Linked DNA regions of Homo sapiens: region 2 is linked to region 1. A link is a contact called in ENCODE Hi-C or POLR2A ChIA-PET data. All regions are on one chromosome and are shown on one strand. Each heading gives the region's core, a stretch centred on a gene start or an enhancer-like site at or near the end of the contact. The rest is flanking DNA. Distances are from core to core; before and after follow the strand shown.

Region 1 (6,424 bases), core at 1,137-3,636:
TACCAGGAGGCTTCAGTAATGAGATTGGTCTTGCCACGAACCACCACACAAGAAAGAAGCATTTGCCATCAATATATGAGTGCACGAGGGTCCCCAATGAGGCAGCTGCCTATATTGACAACTGGGAGGCACTCCTGGGAAGATGAGGGATTGTGAGATATTATCGGGATTCCTCTTCCTCCCAGATTAGAAGGGCTGGGGTTGGAAAGAATATTTTGCAAGTCAGCTGGAGAGCAGGGCACAATGCTTAATTTGCCTCTCCTAAGCTCCTGTGGCTGAAGAAAATGCCTGTTTCATTAGCACAGTGCTTGCCATTCAGAAGACACATTTCTGCTTCATTCTTTTCAACTCTATTAAGGATTATTTTTATTAATGCTTATGGTAATTTAGGCATGACATGGATGACAAGGCGTAACAGTATGAAACTCTTCCAAAGGATGCTGAAAATACTAAGGCATGGTAAAATCCAAACGTGTCCTCCTCTCATAGTTTAGGTAGGAAGTTTTAGAAGGAGGATGGACACACCCACATTTAGTACTTTGTTTGACAGCTTTTCCCAAGCTGACCCTGACTTCGAGGAAATAGAAGAAAAGCAACAGGATTCCAAATCTGAGCAGCCCTAATCTGAGAAGAGGAATTCTGGTCCCTGTGTGTGAGGCCATCTTAACGATGACACTGGAAGGTCCAGATGCCTGATTTGGGATGATGGGTGGAGGAGCAGATCTTGGTATCTCAGATTTTAAGGTAATAAAATCTGCAATGACAGAAAGGCAAGGGAAAGAAATAATTAACTTTAGTGACCCCTCATCCCGTGTCAATGTGGCTGAGGAGGGTAATGATCACAAAATCCCTGCAAAAGGAGTCCAGGAGGAATCCTCTCGGGTACTCCAAGGCCAAAGTCTATGTCCCTGCATTTTAGCTCAGCTCCTGAGTCAGCCTGTTGGTGGCATCTATCCTTTCTCCAACTTTGGTGGGTTCTGTGTGCTAATAATATAGCTTTAAAAATGTAAAATAAACTTCAGTGTTTTTTAAAAATAAAACTTGATAATTATTATATCTCCAACTATGCAGTCATCAAAATACCAGTATTTGTCAGGGAGACACAGTTTTCACTGGGCATCTCCGGGATTCTCGAGTCTCTGTGCCTGAGCTGTTCACAGCTCCGTTGTCTGCAGGATTCATCCTGTTCTTCTCATAGATACCATCCCTCCCTTCGTTTCAAGGGCCTTCTTGGGTTTGCATTGGGATATCTGGCAAATCACCGTGCCTCCCTTCTTTCTATTCTCTGCAGCTGCTCTCTTCCCTTTGCTTCTCTGGGGCCTGATGGCAATGTGGTAACTTCCTAGTGCTCTGTTGGCTACGAGTGTGGCTGTCAGAGATTTTTCTCCTGTCTTCTCTTTTTCATGTTGGATGTCTACACAATGATAGTGAAATAGGATTGTATTATGAGCAAAGTAGCTGAAGAGGGTTGCCACACCCTTCTTGTACCATCTTCCCTTTAAGTACTCAAAGCTGGGGAACAGACTGAAGAGCTGGATTGAAAATTGCCCACCGGCTGCTGTGAGCACTGTGCCCCTGCCTGGGCCCTGCCTCTCCTTCAGAGCATGGCTGTGCTATGGGTTCTGCTGCCTTAGGTAATGACTTCACTCAGTCTTCTCCTCTTGTTCCTAAGACAGTACATAACTGCAGGCTGGCTTGAGATGCTTCAATGCATAGATCACTAAGGTTACCTACCTAGTAGGGGAGACATTATATCCTGGGTGTTTCAGGTTGGCCCAGTGCCAGGGAAACTTCCCAGGCCTCCTGCCCCTGTGGTACATTCAGAAAGAACCCTTCACTGATCACCGTCTCCACAGAACATACACTGGGCTCTGAGGCTGTGCATCTCCTTCTGAATTCTTTCCTGCAGGGCACTCAGTCTTTCTCTCTCAATCCCCCGGGTTTGTTTTTCATCCTACCATCCCCAGGAACCCAGCTGTGACTTTTCTGTGGTGTCCCACTCCCTACCCCCAACACCCCCAATGGTTCTCAGTCATGTCTCTGATGTTATCATCTGCAGGAAATCAAAACACCATGTGTGTGAACATAAAATTCTGTCATTTATTTGTGCTACAGACTTCAGGAAGGGAAAAAAATCACAGTTCTCTTTTCATTAAAAAAAAAAAAAATTGGCACAATGTTTAAGCATTCGTGACCTTAAATCAGCCTGTTATTAACAGCCAGGAAATGCCTGACCGACAGGTCCTCACTGCTATTATAAACTGTGAAAATTATAAAAATGGAAATAAAAAATAAAGTAATTACCTCTTCATGTATTAAAAAGTTAGGTTGAATGGCCTGTTGCCATGGAGATGATTTCCTGTTTACTGAGCTGGTCTTCCCCAGCAGTTAAAGACCAGTCACCCAGCCAATGGGAAAACAGCATTTTTCTTTCCATGTTCCATTAGCATTTATCATAGTGACTCAATACAGTCTATAATTTACCAGTCAGTAAAATTTAGTAAGTTGTATTTTCAGATATATTAGTGGGTTTTAATTTTTATTCATTGTATGAAATTACCACCATGGCTAAAACACTACTTTATAGTTTGAGAGGGGAAGAAACCCTATATTTAAAAATATCCTAGTTGCCCCTTTTAAAACCTTGCTACTGTCTTTCTAGTGCATCAGAAGGACTTTCACAGTAAAACAGTTTCTCATCTCTTCATCGCTTTGAAGGAAGGCTATATTTGTTACCAATAGTAATATTACAGATAATACTCACATTAACAACAGCAAGAACCCAAGCTGCCATTTAATTATCTATCAGTTCTTTGGGCTTTTTACCTGAAAGATCCCAGGATTCTAAAATAAACTACTTGGTGCATGATAGTAAATAAAATTATTTGAAAACCAAGGAGTTATTTTCCTGAATGTAAAAATAAAACTTAATACAAAGATATCTAATGCCTCTTAGGAGATGGGACTACAGATTTCAGTAACTAAGTCTTTTGAAGGAGAAGGATGTGTTGACTTGTTAAAAGTTCCAAGCCCCATGGAAATACAAATTGTGGAGATAAAAAGGAAAGGGAATTGTATACTTTCTCTTGAACATTTAGCTGAGAGGAAGGCAGCCTGAAGTGATCTGACCAAAGCTTCAAAGTGCTCATTATAGAGTTGGCCCCAAACAACAGCTCTGGTAACAGGGACCTTCATGGAGCTCTTTGTCTTCCTTCTTCATGGGCCTGCCTTCACCTCTGAGGAAGCCCAAAGTTTCCCTGTTCTTCCCAGTCTACTTTCCCACCATTCTCCTTCCTGCTTAGCGCTCTCTGACCTCTCCTTCCTGCCCCCTCCCCTCCCCATCCACCCCCTGCCCTCCCTCCTCCCCCACAGCTGATCCTGTGTAACATCTGTGGCTGTTGGCCACACCCAGCCCTGGAGGCACAAAATATGGGCAACAAAATTATTCAGACACAGCTCGGGGCTGGACACCGAGTATGACTGCAGTTTATCTCAAAGAATTAAAGCATTTGTTGCATTTTTAAAGAGTTGTAATTAACAATAGACATGGATTCAGCATGAAAAATTGGAATTGTGGAGTGTAATTTTAAAGTATCACTGATTTGTGTCCACTCCGGGTACATGACAGAGGTCCTAGAGTTATTTGTGCACTTATTTAGTTCTTCCTTCCGAGATAACAGTGTCTTGAAAGCAGCAATCCTATTTTATTGACCTTTGTATCTCTCACAATATCTACTATAGGGAGGAAGAGAAATTCATTTTTTTTAATTTTTATTTTAGGTTCAGGGGTACATGTGCAGATTTGTTATAAGGTAAATTGTGTGTCACAGGGGTCTTGCGTACAGGTTATTTCATCATCCAGGTAATAAGCATAGTACTCAATAGGTAGCTTTTTCCATCCTCTCCCTCCCCCCACACTCCACCTTCCAGTACACGTGTCCACATATACTCAATGTTTAGCTCCCACTTATAAGTAAGAACATGTGGTATTTGTTTTTTCTATTCCTGCTTTAGTTCACTTAGGATAATGACTTTCAGCTCCATTCATGTTGCTGCAAACAACATGATTTTATTCTTTTTATGGCTGTGTAGTATTCTATGGTGTATATGTGCCATATTTTCTTTATCCAGTTTACCATTGATGGGCACTTAGGTTGATTTCATATCTTTGCTATCGTAAATAGTGCTGCAATGAACATACACATGCATGTCTTTTACGGCACAATAATTTATATTCCTTTGGGTATATGCCCAATAATGGGATTGCTGGGTCGTATGGTAGTTCTTAAGTTCTTTGAGAAATCACCACACTGCTTTCCACAATGGCTGGACTAACTTACATTCCCACTAGCAGTGTTTAAGTGTTAACTATTTCTCTGCAACATTGCCAGCATCTGTTATTTTTTGTCTTTTTAATAATAGCCATTCTGACTGGTGTGACTTGATATCTCATTGTGGTTTTGATTTGCATTTTTCTAACGATTTGTGATGCTGAGCATTTTTCATATGCTTGTTGACCACTTGTATGTCTTCTTTTGAAAAGTGTCTGTTCATGTCCTTTGCCCCCTGTTTAATGGGGTTGTTTATTTTTTGCTTGTTACTTTGTTTAATTCCTTATAGATTCTGGATATTAGACCTATGTAAGATGCATAGTTGGCAAGTATTTTCTCCCATTCTATGGGTTATCTGTTTCCTCTGTTGATAGTTTCTTTTGCTGTGTGGAAGCTCCTTAGTTTGATTAGGTCCATTTATCAATTTTTGTTTTTGTTGCACTTGCTTTTGGCATCTTTATCATGAAATCTTTGCCCGAGCCTATGTCTGGAATGGTATTTTCCAGGTTATCTTTCAGGGTTTTTATAGTTTTAAGTTTTAAATGTCTTTAATTCATCTTGAGCTGTTTTTTGTGTATGGTGTAAGGAAGAGGTCCAGTTTCAGTCGTCTGCGTATGGTTGGTCAGTTATTCCAGCACCATTTATCGCATAGCGAGTCCTTTTCACATTGCTTGTTTTTGTTGACTTTGTTAAAGATCAGATGGTTGTAGGTGTGTGCTTTTATTTCTGGACTCTATTCTGTTCCATTGGTCTATGTGTCTGTCTTTGTACCAGTATCATATTGTTTCAGTTACTGTAGCCTGAGTATAGTTTAAAGTTGGGTAACACGATGCCCCCAGCTTTGTTCTTTTTGCTTAGAATTGCCTTGGGTATTCGGGCTCTTTTTTGGTTTCATATGAAAATAGTTTTTCCCTATGAAATAGTTTTCCATATTAAAAACTATTTTCATATGGAACCAAACTTATTAAAATAGTTTTTCTAATCCTGTGAATAATGTCATTGGTAGTTTGAAAGGAATAGCATTGAATCTGTAAATTGCTTCAGGTAGTATGGCCATTTTAACAGTATTGATTATTCCTGTGTATGAACATGGAATGTTTTTCCATTTGTGTCATCTCTGATTTCTTTGAACAATGTTTTGTAATTTTTGTTGTAGAGATTTTTCACCTCCCTGGTTAGCTGTCTCCTAGGCACTTTATTCTTTCTGTGGCTATTGTGAATGGAATTGTGTTCTTGATTTGACTCTCAGTTTGAATGTTGTTGATGTGTAGAAACACTACTGATTTGTAAACACTGATTTTGTACCCTGAAACTTTATTGAAGTTATTGATCAGATATAGGAGCTTTTGGGTAGAGACTATGAGGTTTTTCTAGGTATAAAATCATATTGTCTGCAAACAGAGATAATTGGACTTTCTTCCTGTTTGGATGTCTTTTATTTCTTTCTCTTGCCTGATTCCTCTGCCTAGAACTTCCAGTACTATGTTGAATAGGGAAGGTGAGAGAAAGCATCCATGTCTTGATTTGATTCTCAAGGAGAATGCTGCCAAGTTTTTCCCATTCAGTATAATGTTGGCTGTGGGTTTGTCATAGATGGTTCTTATTATTTTGAGGTATATTCCTTCAATGCCTAGTTTGTTAAGGTCTTTTTTAACATAAAGAGATGCTCAATTTTACTGAAAGCCTTTTCTGCATCTATTGAGTTGATCATGTGGTTTTTGTCTATAGTTCTGTTCATGTGATGAATCACATTTATTGATTTGCATATGTTGAATCAACTTTGCTTCCCAGGGATAAAGCCTAATTCATTGTGATGAATTAGCATTTTCCTATGTTGCTGGGTTCAGTCTGCTAGTATTTTGTTAAGGATTTTTGCATCTATGTTTCTCAAGGATATTGGCCTGAAGTTTTCTGTTTTAAACTCTCTTTTATTGTTGTGTCTCTGCCAGGTTTGGGTAACAGGGTGATGCTGGCCTTATAGAATGAATTAGAGAAGAGCCCCTCCACCTGAATTTTTGGGAATAGTTTCAGCAGGAATGGTACCAGCTCTTCTGAATAAGAAATAACCCATATCAGGTAAGTTTGGGTAGATA
Region 2 (6,424 bases), core at 1,780-4,279, 550 kb before region 1:
CACTTTTGTTAAGTTGAGGAATCCTCAATGGAAATGGGAGGATGGCAATCCCGGAAGACACTAAAGAAAATTAATGAATGATTTGTGGTTAGAGGAAAGACGAAAAGAACCCGTGTTGTGTTGATGAGTTGGCGGAGGCAGAATCCTGCTTGCCACCCACCAGGACCTTCTGGTGCATTCTCATTCCACTGTTGCCATCTGTGGGTGCTGCATGTTGCTTCCCCTCCCGTTACCTGGTGCCTCTGATGCCTCCCTTCTGATGTCTCTCTGATGGTGTCGCTCATTTTTACCAGGAAGCTCATTTGCTTGTGCTGGTGTTGTGGCCCGTGAGGTAAGCATTTCCCTACAGGAGACCAAGGTCCAGGACCCTGCATCATACAAGCCCACTAAGTCACCAGCTTCAGGAAGGTCTTTTGTCATCATCTAGACACATCCCTGTTCTGCCTCTTGCACCCCGCCTCCAGCTCTCTTCTTCTTTTCTTTGGGTCCCAGCCTCTCTTTTTGGATACCTTCTTTTATAAAATAAAACCCAGATATTTGGCCCTGTTCAGAACTGCAGTTCCTGTCCCCCTCACTCCCTATATCCTGTAGCATGCATCCACAATGAGTTTCCTTCATAAACAACATGCTTCCGGAATTTCTCTGATCTGATTTCCTCTGCATCACCTTTGCCAGAATCACACTTGCCAAGGTTTCCAGTGACTCCTAATCATCAACAATCCTAACCGTCAACAAAACAGACCATTCTCCATGTTTTGTCATTCATTCATTCATTCATTCATTTGATAAAGCTGATTGCACATGTACCATGCTGGACACATGAGATGAAGGATGCAGGTCCTGCTGTCAACACACGTGCATTCCAGTAGAGGAGAAACCAACACACAGACACCAATGTCTGGCTCCTGACCTGATCTGAGGGCAGGAAATGCTTCCTAGGACTCTCGGTGGCTTGGTTGGTTGGCTCATCAGTTGACTGCTTAATACCTTCCTTTACCTGATCTACATGTTTTGCCCTTTAATCCAAGCTATTCTTACATCCTCCTTTGGAGATAGATATGTTCTGTAATCCTGTCTTTATAAAGCCCCTTAGTATACACCACATATTTAAAAATACCTACTGTGCACAGATCAAGGCTTCAATAACATAAAAATGCAAGAGGTTGAGACCACAGCAAATGAGCATTTAAAGGAAGGCAAGAAGGAACTGTTTAATGAAAGAAAAAAAATGGCAAAACAACTTGAAACGACTTAGAGTGAGAACCTAACCTTTATTCATAAACACCTACAGATGCTTATGACTGTCAGTAGTCAACATTCAGGGATGCTTGGATTTTGCCCTTTCATCCAAGCTATTCTTACACCCTCCTTTGTAGAGAGATATATTCTGTGATCCCAGAAAGCCCCTTAATACATACCACATATTTAAAAATGCCTAAATGTACAGATCAAGGCTGCAATAACATATAATGAAAGAAAAGGATGGCAAAACAGAACTTAAAACAAGTTAGAGTGAGAACCTAGTGTTTAGTCATAAACACGTACAGATGTTTATGAACGTTAGCAGTCAACATTCAGGGATGCTTGTTCAGCCAGTAGGTGCCGGGTAATGGAGCTGATTGCTCATCAGCTACATCTGTTCTGATTGACAGAGTGGATTTCCAATAAAGATAATCAAAGCCTCGGCTCAGGCTCCTTCACCTTCACAGCCATGTGAGGGTCCAGTAAACTGTTCACATGCTTATAGGTTTTTGTAAAATTTATACAAGTAAGATAAATGATCTATAATTGGTTAAGACCACAGTCTCTTTCTAGTGCGATTTCCTCTCCAATATACTCCCTTCTTGAATTGGTGACTGCAGGCATTTTTGGGATCAGAATAAGGGAAGCGGAGTCAAGCAGACATTTAGTTTGGATTAGAGGTATATATTTATGAGGTTCACAGTTGCTTCTGTGTATAGTTAACTATTTGTAGCCACTCGTGTGAGTAGTTTACAGAAATGCTTCTAATGCCGATTGTGCTGACTCAACCAGTTCCATGACTGAGCTGAGGTGAACAGGCATTTAAGGACCTGGCACCAGAAGTGTGTGGGTAATAGAAGATGATCAAGGTTTGACATGGAAGGGGCCAGAAGCTATTCTGTGACAAATTCTTCCCATCATCAGATATGTAAAATTTTAAGCTGAAGATTCAACTGTCATCAATGCCTTGTCAAAATATAAGCTGTCTCTTGTCCAGTATATACTTGATAATGCAGCCTACGAAACTGTAAATGCACCGCAGAAAGAATTATTTTCATATCTTTCCATAGGAAATCCATAGAAATATTCAGATATTAACAAGTAATCTGTAACAAAAAATTCAATCATAAAAGCAGTAACAGATAAAGAAGATAAAATCTTTGAAAAGAAGTAATGGATACACTCTTGAATTCTTGGCAATCAAATTAATGAAGAGGTATGAATCTAGTCACCCCAGAACCCCAGCGAAATGGGCCCCAGTCCTGAGTCTGTGCTCTAGGGGACCCAGTTATAGCTTTCCTCCTTGTTCCATTCCAAGGGTGCGGAGTCCCTGGGGAGTGAGGAGACACTTGCCTGTCAGTGGTGTTAGCCTTTGGCAGTTTTGACAAGAAGTCTACACCTGTTTCTCCACACTGGAGCCTCGTATCTGGAAAGCACATTCGGGAAAGAAATTTGTAAATCACACTGGAGAGAGAGTAGCAAACCAGAACATATAGCCAGTGTATTGGAGAAGGCCAGATGGTAGAAAACCAAGTGCAATTTTGTGACATGTAAAAAGTAGCCACCCACTTAGGCTACCCCACAGGAACAAGGGAGAGCCAAGTGCCTCAGAATAATAGGTTGAAGAGGAAGTTGGCTGGAGAGAGAGGCCCTTGGAAAGAAGAATGCTGTTGAGATGGGTGGATCTTGGCTGGCAAGGCCCTGAGGGTGACAGGCCATGGCTCTGCCTTCCAGAGCCAGCAGGAATGTGTGGTGACCCTTGTATCCTGCCCGCCTGCCTGGCTGAGGCTGCAGCCAGACTACGAACTAAAATGAAAATATCCTTCTAAGGGTATTTCAGGTTCAAAATCCAGTTGGCTAGTGGGAGGAAAAGGATATTATCTGATGACAGATAGTGGTAGCCAGTGTCTGATGGTTACTCATAGAATCAACATAGGCTGGGAATTCCAGGGAGGTGCATTCCAGAAAGCCTGCATCCTAGTACTTGACTCTGGTTTAGGGAAACAATGGGGTGTCATGGAGGGAGTGTGTGTGTGTGTGTGTGTGTATCTGTGTGTTCCTGTGTGTGCTGAACATTCATCTCTAGTCATGATGTGACTGGAGTTAGAAGGTCATTCCTCCATTCTTCAAAAGCTTGGGGATTCCTGAGAACACTAAGCTCAGGAGGATGATGTTTGCTTTTCCTCAACTCATGTTGCAAATATCTATGGTGAGCTTGCTCTATACCAGCCATTTGTGCTAAGAACTGGAATGTAAAGATAGAGGAGATAGGCTCCCTCCCTTTAGGATTCTGAAAATTTAACAGGGGGCTTACAGAATTATGTTCTGATAAAGAATGATCTAGCAGAAACTAGCAGCTACTCGTTAATTCTCTGGACGTCGGCATTGGCTGAGTTATGTTGGATGACTTTTGGACTGGGAGCAAAGATGGATGTTTGCAGTAAGTTAATTTTGGGCTATAAGACCTTCTGTCTCATAACAGATCTATTTCCATTTCGCTCTACTTTTCAGCACATCAGTTTCGGCTACTCACAGCCTCGTAGGTCCCTGGATGAGTATAAGTACAAAGAGCATTCAGTAAGGTCACTACTCTCTGTTGCTCCTCTTGTAACTGTCTTCTAAGTATAAAGCTGACCAGTGGCTCCTTCCAAATTGGTCCATTGCTGTATGGGTGGTAAGGATGGCTCATCTACAGTAATGGCCCTTAATCTGGGGACTGAAGCACTAGCTGTTGGGAGCCAGAGTCCATTGTGTGCATTGGTTGACCCTGAGAGCTAACCTGCTGGTTCTGCTGTAGAAACCTATGCTCTTCACTCAAGGAAGCCATTTGGGCCAAAACAGTAGAATGTTTTCAGGGCTGTAATGTGAGTAAGTTATGAAACAAATGGCAGTGAAGTCAGTGCTTTGTCTTCTTCCAAAGAAGAAGAAACATGAAAGCTATTCTATGCTTTAAAGTTTAATGGTTTGCAGCAATAGCACAGAACATTCCTACATTACGAGGTATGAGCCATTCTGTATGATAATAAACAAGAGTAGCTGACATGACTCCATGTTTGGTGAAAAAGGGAGGATATCCCAGAACAAAGAACCAGAGAAGTGGATAAAATTCCATAGAAAGTTGCCATTGAGGGTGATGGTGACGTGGGATGTCATAGAGGGGAGGGTGTGTGTGTGTGTGTGTGTGTGTGTGTGTGTGTGTAGTTGAGCATTCATCTCTAGTCCTGATATTTAGCTATAGTGTTGCCCCTAGGAACTTGGAAATTAAAGGAGCAGAAGTAAGACTATGATGGTTGTAAGCTTCTCATCCAATGGGACTGTGGCCAGCCCCTAAGAAACAACTAACTTAAGCATAGGAGCAACCAGCGAACAAATGTCCAGGCAAATGGATGCTTCCTTGTGCCTCCTTGCTTTCTAAACTAGTTAGTTTGCATTATTTGTATAGTTAAAAGATAATGCTTATGTTATGCAATTTGCTTGTAGTTTAGAAAAGTGATTATACTGATAGTTTTTCCTGGATATCTTTAAATCCATTGTTATACTTGACAAATACCTCTCAAATCTCTCAAACATTCTTCCTAAAAAGAACTGTGAACATCTCTCAGTGCCTTGGGCAGGTCTTTGAATGTAGCAGGCGATTGGAAGTTTGCGGTTGTTGATGGCTGATGATGATGATGATGATAATGTTTTATATGCTCACTATGCACGAGGTTCTTTATCCTGCACTTGGCTTTCATGAAGTCATTTCATTGCCAACACTCTGAGTCAGGTGTTGGCAATAAGAGGATAAGTAACTAGTCTGTGTCCACATGGTGCATGAGTGGCTGAACTGGGAAAGGGACCCTAGTGTTTCAGACTCTAAAGTCTAAGCTCTTAATTGCTCCACTGTACTGATTCCATGATACTCATGAGCACTGACTACCTGCTACTCCTCTCCTTACCAGATATAAGTCAAACCATATAAATAAACCAGATGTTTTTTCCCTAGACAAAGATGCTATTATTGCTCGAGAAGATGAATATCAGAGATTTTTATAAAAGCAAAATTGGGAATCCGGTTTTCTTTCAATGGGATATTTGCTGCCAGGTCCTGGGAGAATATATTTTTTCTTTTCATTTTATTTTTAGTTGACACATAATAATTGTACATATTTCTGTGGTACAGGTGATATTTCAACATATGGTGTGCAATACTCAAATCAGAATAGTTAGCGTTTCCATCACCTCAAACATTTATCATTTCTTTGTGTTGTGAACATTCAAAATCCTTTCTTCTAGCTTTTGAAAATAACACTAAATTATTGTTAACCGTATTCACCCTACCCAGTGCTACAGAACACTAGAATTTATTCCTCCCATCTGGCTGTAACTTTGTGTCCATTAGCCAACCTCTCCCTATCCTCCCTTCCCCACTACCATTCCCACCCTAATCTCCACAACTCTACTCTCTGCTTCTCTAAGCTCAATCTTTTTTTTTTTAAATATGGAATTTATTTTTCTGTGCCTAACTTATTTTACTTAAAATTATGTCCTCCAGGCTTATTCACATTGCTGCCAATGACAAGATTTCATTCTTTTTTTTTATGACTGAATACTATTCCATTGTGTATATATACCCTGTTTTCTTTATCCACTCATCTGTTGGTGGACACTTAGGTTGCTTCCAAATCTTGGCTATTGTGAATAGTGCTGCAGTAAACATGGGGGTGTAGGTATCTCTTCGGTATATCAATTTCCTTTCTTTAGGATAAATGCCCTGGGGAGTATCTTAAAGATGGTGTTCACTTTGTTATTAACAGATATGTTCCCTGCCATCTTCTTAGCTACTGAAAAAAAGTGGATGCCTGGTCCAGTGGACTAAGCAGGTCTGGCATGGAGCTTCTAGTTCTAGCCTGACCACCCTCACTCACAGGCTGTGGGATTAAATCCAAGATACTTGATGATCCATTGTATTAGTCTGTTCTCACGCTGCTAGTAAAGACATACCCAAGACTGGGTAATTTGTAAAAAGAGATTTAATTGACTCACAGTTCTGCAGGGCTGGGGAGGCCTCAGGAAACTTACAATTATGATGGAAGGGAAAGCAAATACGTCCTTCTTCACATGGCCGCAGCAAGGAGAAGTGCCAAGCAAAGGGGGAAAAGTCTCTTATAAAAACATCAGATCTTGTGAGAAGTCACTCACT

Evidence for each region. A loop is a pair of places that touch in the nucleus more often than their neighbours do. ChIA-PET counts read pairs that join two places held with the same protein, here RNA polymerase II (POLR2A). Pooled maps may share reads with other maps.
Region 2: a map of endothelial cell of umbilical vein shows a loop between it and region 1 (16-fold over the local background). The contact joins two enhancer-like sites. A Hi-C loop is called at or near these places in 1 of 168 maps with a recorded cell type or tissue (endothelial cell of umbilical vein), 1 of 37 single-sample maps with no recorded cell type and 7 of 50 pooled maps. POLR2A ChIA-PET finds 5 or more read pairs at or near these places in 1 of 52 experiments (activated CD4-positive, alpha-beta T cell).

What each region holds. Positions count from the first base shown.
Region 1 is chr13:39,948,398-39,954,821 of GRCh38, reverse strand. No RefSeq gene overlaps it. Among named protein-coding and RNA genes, the nearest start is that of LINC00332, 230 kb to the left of the region's middle. Within about 2 kb of position 2,386, at least 6 of the 41 ENCODE cell types and tissues checked have a DNase peak (open chromatin) inside an H3K27ac peak, as active enhancers do; they include endothelial cell of umbilical vein, where a contact is called at or near this core.
Region 2 is chr13:40,501,012-40,507,435 of GRCh38, reverse strand. No RefSeq gene overlaps it. Among named protein-coding and RNA genes, the nearest start is that of LINC00598, 23 kb to the right of the region's middle. Within about 2 kb of position 3,029, at least 5 of the 41 ENCODE cell types and tissues checked have a DNase peak (open chromatin) inside an H3K27ac peak, as active enhancers do; they include endothelial cell of umbilical vein, where a contact is called at or near this core.